Linked DNA regions of Mus musculus: region 1 is linked to region 2. A link is a loop called in an ENCODE intact Hi-C map of the cell type or tissue named here. Cell type or tissue: heart. All regions are shown on one strand. Links, peaks and the distances in the headings refer to the core of each region. The heading gives the core; the rest is flanking DNA.

Region 1 (8,330 bases), core at 21-8,020, 320 kb before region 2:
CAGAGGGAGCCATGTGCATCACAGCTGGACAGGCATGAATGCCACGTGAATGCCACCAGGATGTGTTGGCCAGATGGACCAGGTCACATGGCTTCTATATGAGTTGGGGTCTAGGCTTGATGATGTGTCGTCCCTCAGCAGGGACACCAGACCCACCCTGACTGCCTACCCTAAGCAGGCCACATGGCTGTACAGACCAGTGAATTGGTGGAATTGGTCTTGGTTTTGTCTTTGAATCCTTTTTTATTTTTATTTATTTATTTATTTATTTATTTATTTATTTATTTATTTATTTATTTATTTATTTGTCTCCTTGATGGCAGTGATGCTCTGCTAGAGCAGGCTCACTGTGTGCTTACAAAAAGACAAGACAAGCCGGGCGTGGTGGCACACACCTTTAATCCCAGCACTTGGGAGGCAGAGACAGGTGGATTTCTGAGTTCGAGGCCAGCCTGGTCTATAGAGTGAGTTCCAGGACAGTCAGGGCTACACAGAGAAACCCTGTCTCGAGAAAAAAAAAAAAAAAAAAAAAAGGACAAGAGAACATGGCACTTTTTTTTTTTGTTTCCAGAATTTATTTATTTATTTATTTATTTGATATTTTCTTCATTTACATTTCAAATGCTATCCCAAAAGTCCCCTATACCCTTCTCCTGCCCTGCTCCCCAACCCACTCCCACTTCTCGGCCCTGGTGTTCCCCTGTACTGGGACATATAAAGTTTGCAAGACCAAGGGGCCTCTCTTCCCAATGATGGCCGACTAGGCCATCTTCTGCTACATATGCAGCTAGAGACACAAGCTCTGGGGATACTGATTAGTTCATATTGTTGTTCCTCCTATAGGGTTGCAGACCCCTTCAGCTCCTTGGGGCCCAAAATGGCATATTTTGTGCTGTGTATGTGACATACTAGAGAGACTGCAAGACAGAGGAAGGGGAGGAGAAGCAAGCATTCCTGACCACGGCCAGTCAGATCTTGCAGGTCTGCGTCATTTGATCTTCCACTGTAGGCATGTCCTATTTACTAAAAATCTTGATGATGGTGGTGATGATGATAATGTTATGCCAGGTTTAGTGGCTCATGCCTTTAATCCCAGCACAGCAGGAGGATTCAAGGCCAATGTGGTCTCCAGAGTGAGTTCCAATTTAGCCAGAGCTACATAGTGAAACCTTGTCTCTATAGTTAACTAAAATAATTAATTTAAAATTTTAAGTGAAACTGGGTGGTAGTGGTTCACGCCTTTAATCCCAGTACTCTGGAGGCAGAGGCAGGTGGATCACTTTGAGTTCGAAGACAGCCTGCGCTATACAGAAAAACCCTGTCTCAAAAAGACAACAACAGGGACTGGAGAGACAGCTCAGTGGTTAAGAAGTGGTCTGCTCTTCCAGAGGTCCTGAGTTTAATCCCCAGCAACCACATCCTTCTTCCTTCCTTCCTTCCTCTCTTTCTTTTCCTTCCTTCCTTCCTTCCTTCCTTCCTTCCTTCCTTCCTTCCTCTCTTTCTTTTCCTTCCTTCCTTCCTTCCTTCCTTCCTTCCTTCCTTCCTTCCTTCCTTCCTTCCTTCCTTCCTCTCTTTCTTTTCCTTCCTTCCTTCCTTCCTTCCTTCCTTCCTTCCTTCCTTCCTTCCTTCCTTCCTTCATTCCTTCCTTCCTATCAAGCTAGTTAATGGAGCCAGTGAGATGATTCAGCAGTTAAGAGTACTATTGACCTGGAGGGCATCAGTAGCCCAATCACAAAAGAAGTCACTTGATATGCACTCACTGATAAGTGGATATTAGCCCAGAAACTTAGAACACCCAAGATACAATTTGCAAAACACAAGAAAATCAAGAAGAAGGAAGACCAACTGGTGGATACTTCATTCCTCCTTAGAATAGGGAACAAAATACCCATGGAAGGAGTTGCAGAGACAAAGTTTGGAGCTAAGACGAAAGGATGGACCATCCAGAGATTACCCCACCCAGGGATCCATCCCATAATCAGCCACCAAACGCAGACACTATTGCACATGCCAGCAAGATTTTGCTGACAGGACCCTGATATAGCTGTCTCATGTGAGGCTATGCCAGTGCCTGGCAAATACAGAAGTGGATTCTCAAAGTCATCTATAGGATGGAACACAGGGACCTCAATATAGGAGCTAGAGCAAGTACCCAAGGAGCTGAAGGGATCTGCAACCCTATAGGTGGAACAACAATATGAACTAATATGAGCTTGTGTCTCTAGCTGCATATGTAGCAGAAGATGGCCTAGTCGGCCATTATTGGGAAGAGAGACCCTTAGGTCTTGCAAACTTTATATGCCCCAGTACGGGGGAACGCCAGGGCCAAGAAGTGGAAGTGGGTGGGTCGGAGAGCAGGGTAGGGGGAGTGTATAGGGGACTTTGGGGATAGCATTTGAAATGTAAATGAAGAAAATAACTAATAAAAAAATTGAAAAAAAAAAGAGTACTTATTGCTCTTCCAGAGGACCAGAGTTAGTTCTCAGCACCCACATCAGATGGCTCAGAACTTCCTGCAACTCCAGCTTTAGGATCTGACATCCTTTTCTGGCCCTGGAGGACACCTTCATACTCATACTATCATACTGAATCATAGACAGACACATGAATAATTATCTAAAAAGATAAAGAAACAAGATTGTCTGAATGGGGTGATTATAAGGAGCTGGAGTCCTCAGCTCTGACCTTGGTGTGAATAGGCAGACAAGAACCTTCTGGAGAGAGAACAGACAGATGCTAGGGCACTGGGCACTGGGGACAGCCATCCGCTGACCTCTGAAAGAGAAAGAGCATCAGTGTTGGAAATGCTGAGACCAGCCTGGGTTCTGCCTGACAGCTCCACCTGATGCCTGTGCCAAATCTGCTCTGAGTCCAGCCAAGGACCCCAAGAGCAGGACACCATGGTAGTCTCCAGAATTCACCTCCCCGGGATCTCCACTTGTCCCAGGGTTTGAGAATGTCACCTGAAACCCGGTTCTCCAGTCAAGTTCTCATTCCAGTTTGTTTCCAACAAATTTGTCCAGAGATTCTGGGAGTCAGGAATGCCTGGTACCTACAGGACTGGCTGGGATGACCCATTCCTACATGCTCCTGCACTAGCCTACTGCAATTGCAGTATGTTGCAGTCTCCACTACCAGCAGCCACAGAGTTCAGCTCCCTAGTGCACTGACTCCATAGCCTACTCCACCCCAACCCATTCATGTTTAGCCAGGCAGCCTCAGGCTCCACCCCAGGGACTCTCAAGCCCTAGGGTGACCAGCACTTCAGGCCTCACTGGATGCTCCTCAAATAGCACTGTTTGCTATGAAGATGGCTGCTTGAGGCCAATTCCCTTAAGCAGCCAGCGGCTGGTTAGATTGCCAGAGAGTAAGTCTTTCCCAGGGAAATCTCGGGTGTTACAGAGGACCCCACCCTTGCAGTCCCGTGCTGAAAAGTGGGCAGGGATTTTTCCGTGCAGCCAATGAAGCAGAATGCCTGTCTGGTGTCTGGTGTCCAGATGCTTGAAAAGTTAGTCACAGAGGTCAACGCATCCCAAGGGACTTGTTGGAAGCGTGAATGCCCACAGATTTATTATGAGGATGCTCATTGTGGCATTATTTATAATTACAAAAACCTGGCACCGGCTCACTTGTTTCACTACCAAAGAAGGATGGGAGTGAGAGGGTGGGGCATGCTGAATATGATGTAGCTTTTGATTTGTAAAGGGGTTCACAGACACAAGAAATGTTCATTCTACATGGCCAGGCAGGAAACACAGCAGAATGCAGACTCAGGTCCTCGCCATCTTCCCTATTCTGTTAAGTAAAAAGAATAAAGTGTTCACACCCAGGCCTGGGCTGAGGCTTCATCTGCTCCAGGGCCCCAGGGTGACTGGAGAAACAAGAGCAATGGGTCCCTTCAGAGAGATCCAAATACCTCACACTAAAATGTAGGGCAGGGGACAAGGTGGAACCCTCCCCTCCCCCAGGCTCACTGGGGGTACCATCCCCAGTATGGCAAAGAGAGAAAAAGGAAAGAGAGAGAGAAAGAGAGAGAGAGAGAGAGAGAGAGAGGAAGAGAGAGAGGAAGAGAGAGAGGAAGAGAGAAAGCAAGCAAGCAATTAGATATATATCATGCTGTTCTCTGTGGTCCCAATGGCCACAGGGTTACTGCCTCGGTTTGGGGCCCTGCCTGGCCCCACTTAGGGTGCATTCACAGGAATTCATCTTTGCCTAGCCTCCACATCACTCTGGGACTGATGAAAACAAACATTTCCCCCTCCCTCTTTCAGTGTCTCTACCTCTGCATCTTTCTGTATCTTCCTTTATCCCTGTGTGTCTCTCTCTCCTCCCTAATTCACACACTTGCTTCTGATTAAGTCAGTTCATTATATTTTACAAAAAGCAACACGAGGCCTGTATGACATCAGCCATGTTTGTGGAATATACACACTGTACAAGTCTGGAGTGCCCCTGCAGTCTGCTTGGATTCGGAGACCTCTTAGAGGTGGCCATAATCTGCAGCACCAGATGGTTAGAGCTCAGTGTGGACACGGTATGTATGCCTCTGTGTTGGCTCTGTTCCCACAGTGTCCATGCCAAATCGTCTCCTCAGGCCCGCCTGCAGGGCCCAGCACAGTGTCCAGCTCTGCCCACCCCACAGAAGACACAAGCTGTACTTGGGAAATGAAACTTTTCCAAGTACACTTCAGTTCTCAAGTGAGGGAGGAATGATGGGGGGGGGGGAGGGGAGCTTCCAGTGAGGCCCTACAGGAGAAGGCCAGGAGCTCAGAGTCAAGCGAGAGGACAGGTGTCAGAATGGAGGACACCCACTCTTCACTTCCCCAACCCCAGGCAGGGGAGCTGGTCATTCCCCAGGCTAGTGTCTGTCTTCTTCATAGGAGGTACAAGTAGGAGCAGCCTCCCAAGGAAACTTGGCAGAGTGCTTGCCACACACGAGGTCCTGGGTTCCACCCCCAGTATGACAAATAAATAAACAGAGCAATTAGATATATATATATATATCATGCTGTTCTCCATGGTCCCAATGGCCACAGGGCTACTGCCTCAGTTTGGGGCCCTGCCTGGCCCCTTAAGGTGCGTTCACAGGAATTCATCTTTGCCTAGCCTCCACATCACTCTGGGGCTGATTAAATTAGCGAATGCAATCACAATCTGAAGCAAGTTAATTGAGAGAATTTATTTGGGCCTGACAGTTTTATGCATGGTTGATTAAGTATTATAAGGTTTGTTTTTGATTTTGCATAATTTAACTTTAAATCCTGCACTGGGGGGCCTATCAACCATTAACGACCAAAATAAACCTCTTTTAAGATGCATCCATTTATGATTTATTTCTGAGTGCAGTATCTTCCAGATTTTTTTTTTTTTTTGGTGCTGTTGCCAAAGTGACAAATATGTTTAAAGTGACATTTTGAGCCATCCCCTTTGCCCTATAAATCTTCTGGACTGGATACAAGTCATTAAAAGTTTTGAAAAAAAGTACAAGTTAGTATTTATATTGTAACGTGTGACATATAACTGCCTGTGTTTGTCTTTTGCATACCATAAACTATATCTTAATGCCATTCCCTGTGAGCCGAGCAGGTCGCCCTCGCTCCAGAGCAAAGATAAGAATGGCCACAAATCCTTACTGCTGTTGACAGGGAACCATTCAGTCAACAGTGGTCCAGGTAAGTTTCCAGTGAAATTAGCACAAGACTAGAACCCGAGGAAGACTAAGTTTGAACCCAGCCTCGCTGACCTTGTTGAGGTGGAGGGCTAGGTAGTTCAAAGGGCATGCTGACTAAGGGCCTCTGGCCTTGAGGCAAACATGGTGCCTCTGTCTTCCTGTGCTCGGGTCTCCTACCTGCACAGCCCAAGGAGCATTCCCCCCTTGTCTTTTGGCAATGTTTACTATTTATTCTGCCTTAGGCCTTGACTAAGGGTTTCTCTGCCATTAAATCATTAAGTTACTGCAAGGGCTGCCAACTCAGACTCAGGAAAGTGAAGCACTGCACCTGTGAGAGGGTGGGGACACTTCAGACCAGTGTGGCCCTGTAGTCATGGTCCTAGTAGTTTCTCGTGCCTCTCACAAAGCCTCCAGAGGCATGCCCGGGTGTCTCTTCAGCACCCAAGGCAGCCTCTGTCCTCCTGTGCGGCTGGACCTGGGTGGGTTAATGCATCTCGAGGCCCCTGGGCCTATCACCCCCAGCCTCTGTCTTGAATGTCCCTTCACAAGGCATGCATGTAAAAGGGTGCAATGGTGCAAAGCAAACACCCACAAGAGGTGGGTCCTCCTGCATTTTGGAGTCAAGCCCTCTCCTTGTCAGTAAAATGGAGGCTAAGCTGTTGTCCTTGAAGTAGTTTATAAAGATTAATGTGGGGCTGGTGAGATGGCTCAGTGGTTAAGAGTGCCGACTGCTCTTCCGAAGGTCCCGAGTTCAAATCCCAGCAACCACATGGTGGCTCACAACCATCCGTAACGAAATCTGATGCCCTCTTCTGGAGTATCTGAGGACAGCTACAGTGTACTTACATATAATAAATAAATAAATCAAAAAAATTTTTTAAATGATTAATGTGGCCCATTTCCTCACTCAAATCACAGAAGAGAGAAGCTCAAAGTGAGAAAGACACTTGTTTCAAAGGACGACTGCGTCTGCTCTCAGATGGTGCAGACAGCAAGAGGGCCACTGGGTTCCTGACACAGCTCCCCAGCCCTGAATGCTGTTAGAATGGCACCAAACAGCCACAGACAGGAATGAGCTTGTCCCGTGCATGTTTACACCAGAGCGGAGCAGAAAGCAGAGGCAGCCCAGAAGCCTCTCACTTAAGACTCTGGGCAGGCAGAAGCAATAACTCACAGGATGACTAAGGCACAGGGCAGTGGCTCAGACAGTGTGGGAGGACTTTGAATGATGAGGGACAGAGGGTGTTGGGACCACATGCCCTCCCTTAACCCGGGGAAACAAGGGTGGCCTGTGTGTCTTGTGGACTGTATTGGCCTGTGTGGCCTATAAGCTCAGGACGATCCTTGCCTGAGGTCAGTGACATCACATGGAAAGTGGTGGACTTCACTGAAATACAACATAGCCTAGTATGCTTAATCCTGGCTGAACCCTTAGCACCACCAAAATAAAAAATAAATAAAAAAGAGGAGGAGGGGTGGGGAATGGACTAATCTACACCTCCTGCTGTAACAAACGCCTAGAGAGAGGCAGTTTACCCAACAGGTATCCATTGCCTCCCATCCCAGCCTTCACGGCATCTGGGCATCCCTCCTGTGTGTGCACACATGCATGTGTGTGTTCCTCTGCATGTTTGTCTGTATCATGATCTCCAGTCATCTTGGATTAGGACCTATCACCATAGAGACTCCACTTTACAGTACTGACCTCTTTCAAGGCCTCAAGTCTCCGAATAGTTACATGCTGACACCCTTAGGGTTAGGACGTCAACATACAGGTGTGCAGAACATAATTCAACTCAAGGGTCTTCTCTCCCTCTCGGTTCTACAAGCCAGGAACTTCTGCAGGTTGCAGAAAGGATGCTTGAGCTGTCTGCTGGTGAAGGGACTTGCAGTGTTTTCAGGTTGGCAGTGTTTCTGGGTCATCATCTCACTGCAGACAGCAAGCTGGCATTGGCTGCTGGCCAGAGGCCTTCAGTTTCTCCCTACAGGGCTCAAGGTGGCAACTGTCAGCTGTTATGCCATCCCTCCAGTTCCTGGGAGAAGTCCGTGAGGGCAGGGAGGGTACCACAGTGAGCTCTGTGACCTGGCCTCCTAAGTCACTCAGTGAGCTCTGGGCAATATGAAGTGTTGTCCTCACAGAAGGGACCATACAGGGCTACCTGAATGCTGCTTCTGGAGCAGCAGGAAGAGAAGTGCCTTGCTGTGGGCCAGGCCATCTTCTGCCAGCTTTACTGGACCAACAAAGCTAGGTCCACAACTTTCTGTGAGGGCCTATGCACTGCTTCCTCACTTTACAGACAAGGGGACTGAGACCAGGGAGGCTGAGTCTTTAATCCTAGCTGGAAGCGGTGGCTGGGACACAGAGCAGGCAGCCTACTCAGCACCATTTCTTTTTGTTGTTGTTGTTGTTTTTGTTGTTTCAAGACAGTGTTTATGTAACTCTGGCTATCCTAGAACTCATCCTGTAGACCAGGCTAGCCTCGAACTCCAAGATCCACCTGCCCCTGCCTCCAGAGTGCTGAGATTAAAGGTGTGCACCACCACCTCCTGGCAAACATCTGTCATTTCTACCATGACGACAGCCCAAGAAGGGCACCCATCTTGGAATCCTGGGGTAAAGAAGTAATTGTGTCAGGGATACAAGAGACCAGGGGATTTT
Region 2 (8,330 bases), core at 267-8,266:
GGGAGGGATGCTTTGCCATGGGCCCGCCAAGGCACCCCCTTCCCCTACACCTCACCACACCCCCATAGAACATATCTTATATCTCTTTATCTTTTTTAAACATCAATAAGTCTGGGGAAATATGTGTGGAAATGGATTTTAAGTGTGGTTGTTGTGGGGTGTTCACTAGAGAAGACTGCCTGGATATGGATTTAAGCCAATGGAAAGTCTTTATTAGCCAGCTGGCAACTACACTGGGTGTTTGGGATCCCAGTGTTACGCTGAGCCTTTCTCGGGGTGAGATTTTAAACATAGCCTTGTCCTGGGTTGACACACTTCAGTTGACAAGAACGTTGGCCAGAAGCAGAATTGTAGAAGCCAGTACTTATAGTTTCCTAGAACTGTGGACTTTGATGGATTAGGTCTCTTAGGTTCTACTAGATGATTCTGTCTCTATGCTCAGTTTTACAGCCTGAATGGTCCTCCCATCATGGAGTCAGTTGTGCTAAGACCTGGGTCGCTGTTATAGCAATGTTGTGGGGCTCCCACCAGAGAGGACCACCCGGAAACAGTCTATGAGACTAGTGTAAGTCTTTATTGCAGTTAGTTGGTGACTACATCTGGGTACTTGGGACCCAAATACAGGAGTGAGCCTTCTTCAGGGTCATATTTAAGCAAGAAATCATAGCCTGTTGGGAAAGCCCTCAAGGTTCTCTTGGTACAGCTACAGGCTAAGCAAAACTTACAAAAAGCTAGACTCTGAGATTAGCAAAATTAGGGAGGTCAGGCTGTTAGAAAGAGCTCAAGGCCTTAGGTGGTTTTTCTTCCTGGGAAAACAGTTACTTGGTAACTCCCTTGGGCTCCCTTACAGTTACTGGTACTTTATTCAGCAAGACAAAGTTCATCTAAGGTGCCAAAATGGAGGCACCAGAGACAACTTGCAGCTCTTGTTACTGTGGAAGAAACATAAAGGGATCAGACAGAGTTTATTGACATGGGCCCTTTGAGTGGAGAGTCTAGGTTTAATATGGAAGCTCACACAGTTAAAAAAAAAAGGTGTCAAAGGTTTGTTTGAAAGGTTGGCTGAAGCATTTGTCAAAAGATGGCCACTGAAAAGGAGTTGGAGATGCCTGCTATCCCTTGGCTGAGTGTTGATGAAGGGATTTTAAGGCTCAGGGAAGTTGCAGTGCTAGAGTGGGTACACTATGTAAACGATATCCTCCACAATGGGAAGGCCCAGAAGACAAGCCCTTCATGAATCCTGTAAGGTACACAGTATCGAGAGGAGCACCAGCACTTGAAGAGCTTTGTTGTCCTTTTTCTTGTCCCAGACTGGAGGGCTGAAGATGGCTGCTGCTCAGTTGAATGAATTAAATGCTGTAGGTTGAATTGGGCCCAGGGTAGCAGGGGCCAGATGGCTGCAGTGAATCATGAAAGGCAAGCTGATTGTAGATGTCATAATGGGCAGCAGAGACAAAACAATGTCTGACCGTGAGTAATGGTGGACCCGAAATGGTCAGGACAGGCAAAGTGAACTCAGCAATGGCATCACTCATCTGGACCTTCGGTACTGTAATCAGTCATGGTGCTTCCAGGCACGAAATAGATAAGAAGCCTACTGAAGTTTTGTTTGATCTGTATAAATGAAAAAAAAATCTCCAACAAATAAAAGAAATGCCACAATGGATGATGGCAAAAGTGATCCAATTTCCAGACTTGAGGCAGTTTGCCGACCCAGAATCCCTTAAGTGTAGGGACGCCCAGATTCCCCTGAGGAAGGACCTTGATAAAGTAACTAAAAATTTCACTATTAGCCTTTCCCCAGTCCTTGCCCAGAGAGACCTATGCATGGCCTTTGTCACGGGTAACTGCATACTGGGGAGAAAGGAAACGATCAGACTCTCCAGAGTCTACTTGATACTGGTTGTGAATTGACACTGGTTCTGGGAGATCTCAAGAAACATTGTGGCCTCCAGTTAAAGTGGGGGCTTATGGAGGCCTGGTGATTAATGGAGTTCTCACTGAAGTCTGACTCACAGTAGGTCCAGTGGGTCCCTGAGTTCATCCTGTGGTTATTTCCCCAGCCCCAGAACGTATAACTGGGATAGATAGACTTAGAAGTTGGCAGAATCCTCACATTGGTTCCCTGACCTGTGGAGTGAGGGTTGTTATAGTTGGAAAGGCTAGATGCAAATCTTTAGAGTTGCCTTTACTAAGGAAAAGAGTGAATCAAAAACAGTATTGCATCCCTGGGAGAATTGCAGAAATTAATGCCACCGTCAAAGAGCTGAAAGATGCAGGAATGATAGTTCCCACTACATCTTCCTTAACTCTCCTATCTGGCCAGTGCAGAAGACAGATGGATCGTGGAGAATGACAGCTGACTGTCAAAAATCCCACTAAGTATTGTCTCTTATTGCAGCTGCTTTACCGGATATGGTGTCTGTACTTCAGAGAATTATCACACATCCTGCTGTGGTTCTCATGTTTGTTGTGGGTCCCAGGATCTGCCTATCTTTGCCCTCTGGTGGTGTCTAGACTCTGCCAACACACAAGCCAGGCAGAGTCTGGGACAGGGAGTCTGCAGCCCACGTTTCCCTTTTGTGAAATTTTGTGAGAATGCAGCTACACACCAACCCAGAGGAGAAGGAGGGTCTGGGATGAATGCTGTAGTCCCAAGGCTGCCTCTTGGGGTGCCCAAGCAGTGTCAGTGTACTGGCCTGGAGAGAGGAAGTCAGTAATGGAGTCTGAGGTCTGTGTCTCCCTTTGGGGGCACAAGAGCACTGCTGTGTGCCACTTGAATGGGTGAGCGGAACCGAGATAACAGGGAGGAGCGAGTGCCGAGTGCTGGAAGGCTTTCTTCCAGAAGTTTAGTGTTGGGGTTCTTTTAGGCGAAGGTCTTCCCCATGGTGATCTTTCATGAAGCAAGTCTCTGAGATGACCTTAGCTTGTTCATATTTCTTTCCTGGGGGTGGTTGTGCATACAGTTTATTCGAGGTAATCTCCGGGATTATATAATTTGGGGGAAGGGTATAGGAATATCCAGGAAGGGAAGGTCATTGGCTGAACGTTTAGGCTGCTGGGATGCTTCATTAGCAGGGAGAGGAGTTCCAGGTGCTGCATCGTATGCCTGACTCCCCTGGTCCCCTCAGTTTGGAGTGGTTGATATATGTTCCAGAGCAGGCAGAGAGGGCAGCTCCACACCTGCCATCTAAGATCTCTGAGATTTCCCAGGGTTTGACCACACCCCACCTCCAGTTCTTATGCCCGTCTGATAGCACAGCCCATGTGCCCTATAGCCTGGTATGTGGTGCACAACAATTGATTGAGCAAAATGCCCTTTGCTCAGTGCCTGTCCATAAGACCCACCAGAAGCAATTCACTCTGAGCTGGCAAGACCAACAGTATACCTTTACAGTTTTATCTCAAGGATTTATTAACTCTCCAGCCCTATGTCATAACTTAGAGGGATCTTGATCATGCGTCTCTTCTAGAAAATATCCCATTGGTGCACAATGTCCATGATATTATGCTGATTAGACAAAGTGAGCAGGAAGCAGTAACCACTTTGGACTTGTTGGTAACACAACTCCTCGGAGGATGGGAACCAAACACAACTAAAATTCAAGGGCCTTCTACCTCAGTGACATTCTTAGGAGTCCAGTGGTGTGGGGCAGCAGATATCTAGTCTTGTCCTGTTTCCTTGTCTTCAGGGGGTGGAGGAGTGGAGTGGGGTGGGGTGGGGAAAGCCCACAAGGCAGGACCAGTCCTAGACTGTGCAGAAGACAGCATGGGAACTTGGGGAGCTTGGCTATGGCCCCATCTCCTTCATGCAGCCCTCTAAGAGAGGACAGAGGCCTGCATGTGCTGGTCAGCCACTTCCTGCCATTCTTCAGGACAGCCATTATTCTGATTCCCAAGTGTCACGATCAATACTGTCAATTGGACAGGATCTCTAATCTTCTTGGATACAGCCCGTGAGAATGCTTGTGAGGGAGTCTCTAGATTGAGCTCACTGAGACAGGAGGCCCACCGTACATCTCCGTGGCAGCATCCCAGATGGAATAAAAAAAGTGAGGAAGTGAGCACCACTGTCCACTTCTCTCCACCTCCGGAGTGACAGCTGCCTCAGGCACAAGGAATCTTGCCCGTGTGACCCCAGATAAACCCTCTCTTCCTCAGGCTGACTTTGCTGTGAGACAGGCTAGGCTGACTCCATGACAGGCTTCAAATTGACAGTTCATGAGACTAGGCCTAAATCTTTGTTTCCAAGAACTGGGCAAGAACAGGCCTCTGAAACTGCCCCCTCACCTAGCCTGAGGCTAGGACAATGGGTCAGTAGCAGTTTCCAAACTTCCCCATCAATAGTTTCCAGCCCCCAGCAATGGTTCTGGAATGTCCCTAGAGATAGAGGCAATGCTTAAGATAGACACCCTCCTTCCTGGAATTCCCCTATTATTCTTTAAATCAGGCCTGAAAACTCACTGGTGTGTCTCCATCTTGGTAATGGTAGACCCCAGCATGCTGGACTTCTGTAGAATAGAATGGTCTTTGCTTTTGCTTACTACTTGAGTCCAGCATATCATTCTTGGCGAATCATAGACCCTTACAGCTGCAGCTACAAGAAAACTACACGGGGGTGGGTTCCTGCACATCTGTCCATGCTGTGGTTCAGCAGGCTGCACCAAGTGATCCACAGACCAGGCTGCCTGGGAGTGACCATTCTGCCAGCTGGCCAGTCCTTGGAAGGCGACTCAGACCTACCTGGCCCTGCTGTCCCACAGCTGGAGTGCTAAGCACTGCTAAGGGAGAAACTGCCTCCTAAGAAATATCTTGAAATAAGCCACTAGGCTCCTTTGTGTGTACATGGGTGAGTGGGCATGTGTCTGTGTGAGTGTATGTGTGTGAGTGCATGAGCATGTATATGTGTATATATGTGAGTGATCCTGTAGATAAGCATGCATTGCACACATATGCATATGAATGAACACATGTATGTTTGAGCACATGAGCATGTGCATGTTCATATATGCCTGTGTACGTGAGTGTGTTTGCTTGTTAGAATGTGTGTTTGGTCCTGAGCATTTTGTCGTTTTGGAGGCTGTATATGCTCTGCCTCTGTCCTTCAGAGACAGCACAGCTGGGATCATCGTGCTGCCCCTCACACTCACTTCCTGATGCCATTCCTCTAATCCGGCCTCTTTCCTACAATTTTTCAATCCTGCCTTTATATGCTGACCCAAGGCCCAAGGCTCTGGCTTGCTGAAATGTATCACCTGCTGCAGACTGTGGTCATGAAGGAAGCTAACGTGAACATCTTTATAGACTGCTTGTGTGGGTACAGTGTTCACATCTCTCTGCTGCAGTCCAGGAGGGTCACTTCCAGCCCACGAAACACTATAACTTCTATCCTGCATGATCACCAACACATGGGACAGACCCTTATCCCAGCTGGGTTTCTATCACTAGTCCCTCAGGGAATCTAGTCCCAGAGGTGGTCATACAGGGTCTCAACCCCTCATCTGAAGACTTCCAGGTCTTACAGACCCTGTCTCCATAGAACCTCATGGGCCCTTGTGCAGGGTCCTTTAAGAGGTGACTCTGGGTTCAGTCTCTTGGATGCTCCGAGGGTGATCTTTACTACCATGGAGTCCTGTTTCTAAGAAAAGATCTTGAAGTGCCAAGTGCTATGTCCCTAAACACATGCTTGTCTTCATTCTTGAACCAAAGGAGGAACTTTATTTGGCAAAAGTCTTCATACATGAGTTAAGATCAGTTTGAATGTCTTGGTGGCTTAAATCTCATTGGCAGAGGAGGAAATGCAGACACAGAAGGCCATGTGAAGACAGAGGCCTAGAGTACGGAGATATGACCACAGGCCAGCATCAGAAAGAAAGAGGATGCCCAATGCTGGCCAGCATCAGAAAGAAAGAGGATGCCTAATGCTGTCTCCGCAGTGCCTGGATCTCAACTCTCTGGGGTGCAAAGCTGTAAGACAGTAAACCTCAAGATGCATCCTTTACTGCACATAGCATCCAGGGTAGTTTCCCACTCTTCTCAGACACACTATAAAAGGCCCCACTACAATCCTGACTCTGGGAATATATCACACAGTCTTCTACAAAGAGCTGGGTGTTCCTTTGCTTCAGCAGGACAACCCAGTGATGAGCAGAGTATAAGCTTTGAGATATGAAGCTCATGGTCACTCTGAGATGGACCTCCCCCAGCTTCTGACACCACTGGCTGTTGGTTACCCTGCCCGGTTCCCAACACCCCAGGCTGCTTGTCTTGTACCCAAACCAAAATTCACATACCAGAAGGCCTGGCTGGTTCCTCTATGGTCTATAAAAAGCAAAAATCTGGGGAGACAAGGGGATGTCAGATGGCTTGCTCAACCCCTGTCCCAGTCCTCAGGGCATCCGTGCAAGGCACACCAGGCTGTGAGCTGCCTTCTCTGGGCCTTTCTGAGTCAGAGAAGAGAACCTTACCTTTTTTTGTCATGTCGATGATATTTTGTGAGTCCAGCCCATATAGATTGCAGATGTTTTCAAATTCTCTCTGATGAGTCTTGTCAAGCAGTATGGAGCGCCCTGGGGACAGATTTGGGACTTTTTGTTGGGGAGCAGTCCCAAGGCACCATTCCATAATATGTCTAGGGCCCATGGAAGATGCCCTCCCAGTGGCTGGGATTCCCAAACAGATAGGGTCGGGTTACCATAGAGTGCCAGCACTTGGGTCTTGGTCCCATTCTTGATGTTCTGCATGTAGAAGATGATATACATGCTGTAGTCGGTCTCCAAGAGCAGCACCTTGTTTTTCCCCTCATCTGCACAGAGATATAGCTTAGCATACCCTCTGCCTGGGCACTGGTATACCCCCTCACTTCTGCAATGAATGCCATGTGACTTATGTAGCTTCTGTTAAAGCAAGCATTGGAAGGATGTGAGAGTTTGAATGCCCAGTGCTAGCTCAGGAGACTGTGGTATGGAAGTGTAGATAGCAGGGTATTATAGCCCCATCTGTGCGTTTGTGTGCTGCCTCCACAAACCTCAGCACAGTACTCTGGCTGTGTGATAGTTCCAAGCTAGTACTGTCCAGAGAGAGGGCTAGGCTGTGGACCCTTAAGTTGTACCTAGACTGGTGGGCACGGCCTCAGCAGAAAAGACTCCTGGCAATCAGATTAGAAAGAACAGGGCCCCACTCACAGGCAACAGAGAACTCCCCATTATTCTTAGTCTTTTCACAGACCATGGTCACAGCTACACATTCTCCTTGCAACCTGGAGGACAGTGAGGGGAGAAGATCAGAGCAAGCACCAGGCCCATCCCCCTACCTTGGCTTCTGTGACCACTCCAGTAGGGGCCTTTCAGCTTAACTCACTCAGAGGAGCACAGAACACAGCAACAGGCCAGGAACCCCCTGATCCCATCATGCTGATCTGCAGGGAAGAGCTGGTGAAGTCCACACACTGGCCCAAGTGTGCAGATGTGTGAGTGTATGAAGTTCCTGTGGGGCATGGGAACATATTCTCCCCTAGTTTCAGCGTAGGGGGCAATACACACATGAAATGGAAGTCAAACTGCAGGCTGCCGTTATTTAAGAGCTTGATGTTCCGGATGAAGAGCCTCAGGTCTCCATTTTCTTCAATGCGAGTCATGTTATCTGAGGCTATGGAATCGAGGTACCAGGTCCCGGAAATCTGGAAGGAAAGGCTGAGTGGTGGAGTCCTGTACCACCTCTGGGACTGCTTGGCCCTCACAGTCTCAATCCTGGGTGAGTCTCTAAACATTAGCTCTAAGCTGGGACCTCCTTCTGCCTTTTCTGCCCTCCCTCTGCTCCATTTCTCCCAAAGCTCCTTCTGCACCCTCTGGTTGCCATCATGGCTAGGAATGTGAGGGACTCTCATGGCCTAGACACTCCTTTTCCAGGTCAGCCCCCTCCCCAATAAAGTGAGACAGGTGCTTTTCATGAAGCCTGGCCTAGCCTTAGAAGGCTCGGCCCACCCTGGCCAGGTTGTAGTCTCTCCGCACAGCAGTATGCAGGTTGAACTGCGCAGTGGCCAGGCTCAGCACCAGGCCCAGGACTAGTAGTAGTACCATTCTCTCTGGTGGACACCTTGGCTAGCATCTCCCTTATGCCCCTTTCTGTTCTGCGGTTGCCAGCCTGTCCACACACATCCTGTGCCCTGTTGGAAGGCAGCCAAAGGTCCCCATTTAACTGGTCACATTCTAGAGCTGGCCACAGAACCCACTTGAATGGATATGTAGCTGGGTCAGAAAGTGACAGGGGAAGTTGGGACCAACAGGGTTTGGCTATCAGGTCCCTGGACCCAGGCCAGCCTGCTGAGATCA

The links. A loop is a pair of places that touch in the nucleus more often than their neighbours do. Peaks named below come from ENCODE experiments on the same cell type or tissue, not always from the same donor. Only the 100,000 strongest peaks of a DNase experiment are listed, where the experiment ranks them.
Region 1: a loop joins it to region 2, with 5 times the contacts of the local background. A loop is called at or near these places in 14 of 42 quality-filtered maps.

Annotation. Positions count from the first base shown.
Region 1 is chr2:26,143,070-26,151,399 of GRCm38, reverse strand. No RefSeq gene overlaps it. Among named protein-coding and RNA genes, the nearest start is that of Tmem250-ps, 6.7 kb to the right of the region's middle. In heart, for the core only: no CTCF peak of the experiment used is centred there; DNase peaks (open chromatin) are centred at 3,229 and 7,629.
Region 2 is chr2:25,822,908-25,831,237 of GRCm38, reverse strand. Lcn9 (lipocalin 9) reads right to left here and starts at 8,085. Exons shown (of 7, transcript NM_029959.2): 1 at 7,983-8,085; 2 at 7,542-7,678; 3 at 7,185-7,258; 4 at 6,695-6,805; 5 at 6,468-6,569; 6 at 6,294-6,338; 7 at 5,701-5,967. The coding sequence starts at 8,078. The coding sequence ends at 6,322. In heart, for the core only: no CTCF peak of the experiment used is centred there; no DNase peak of the experiment used is centred there.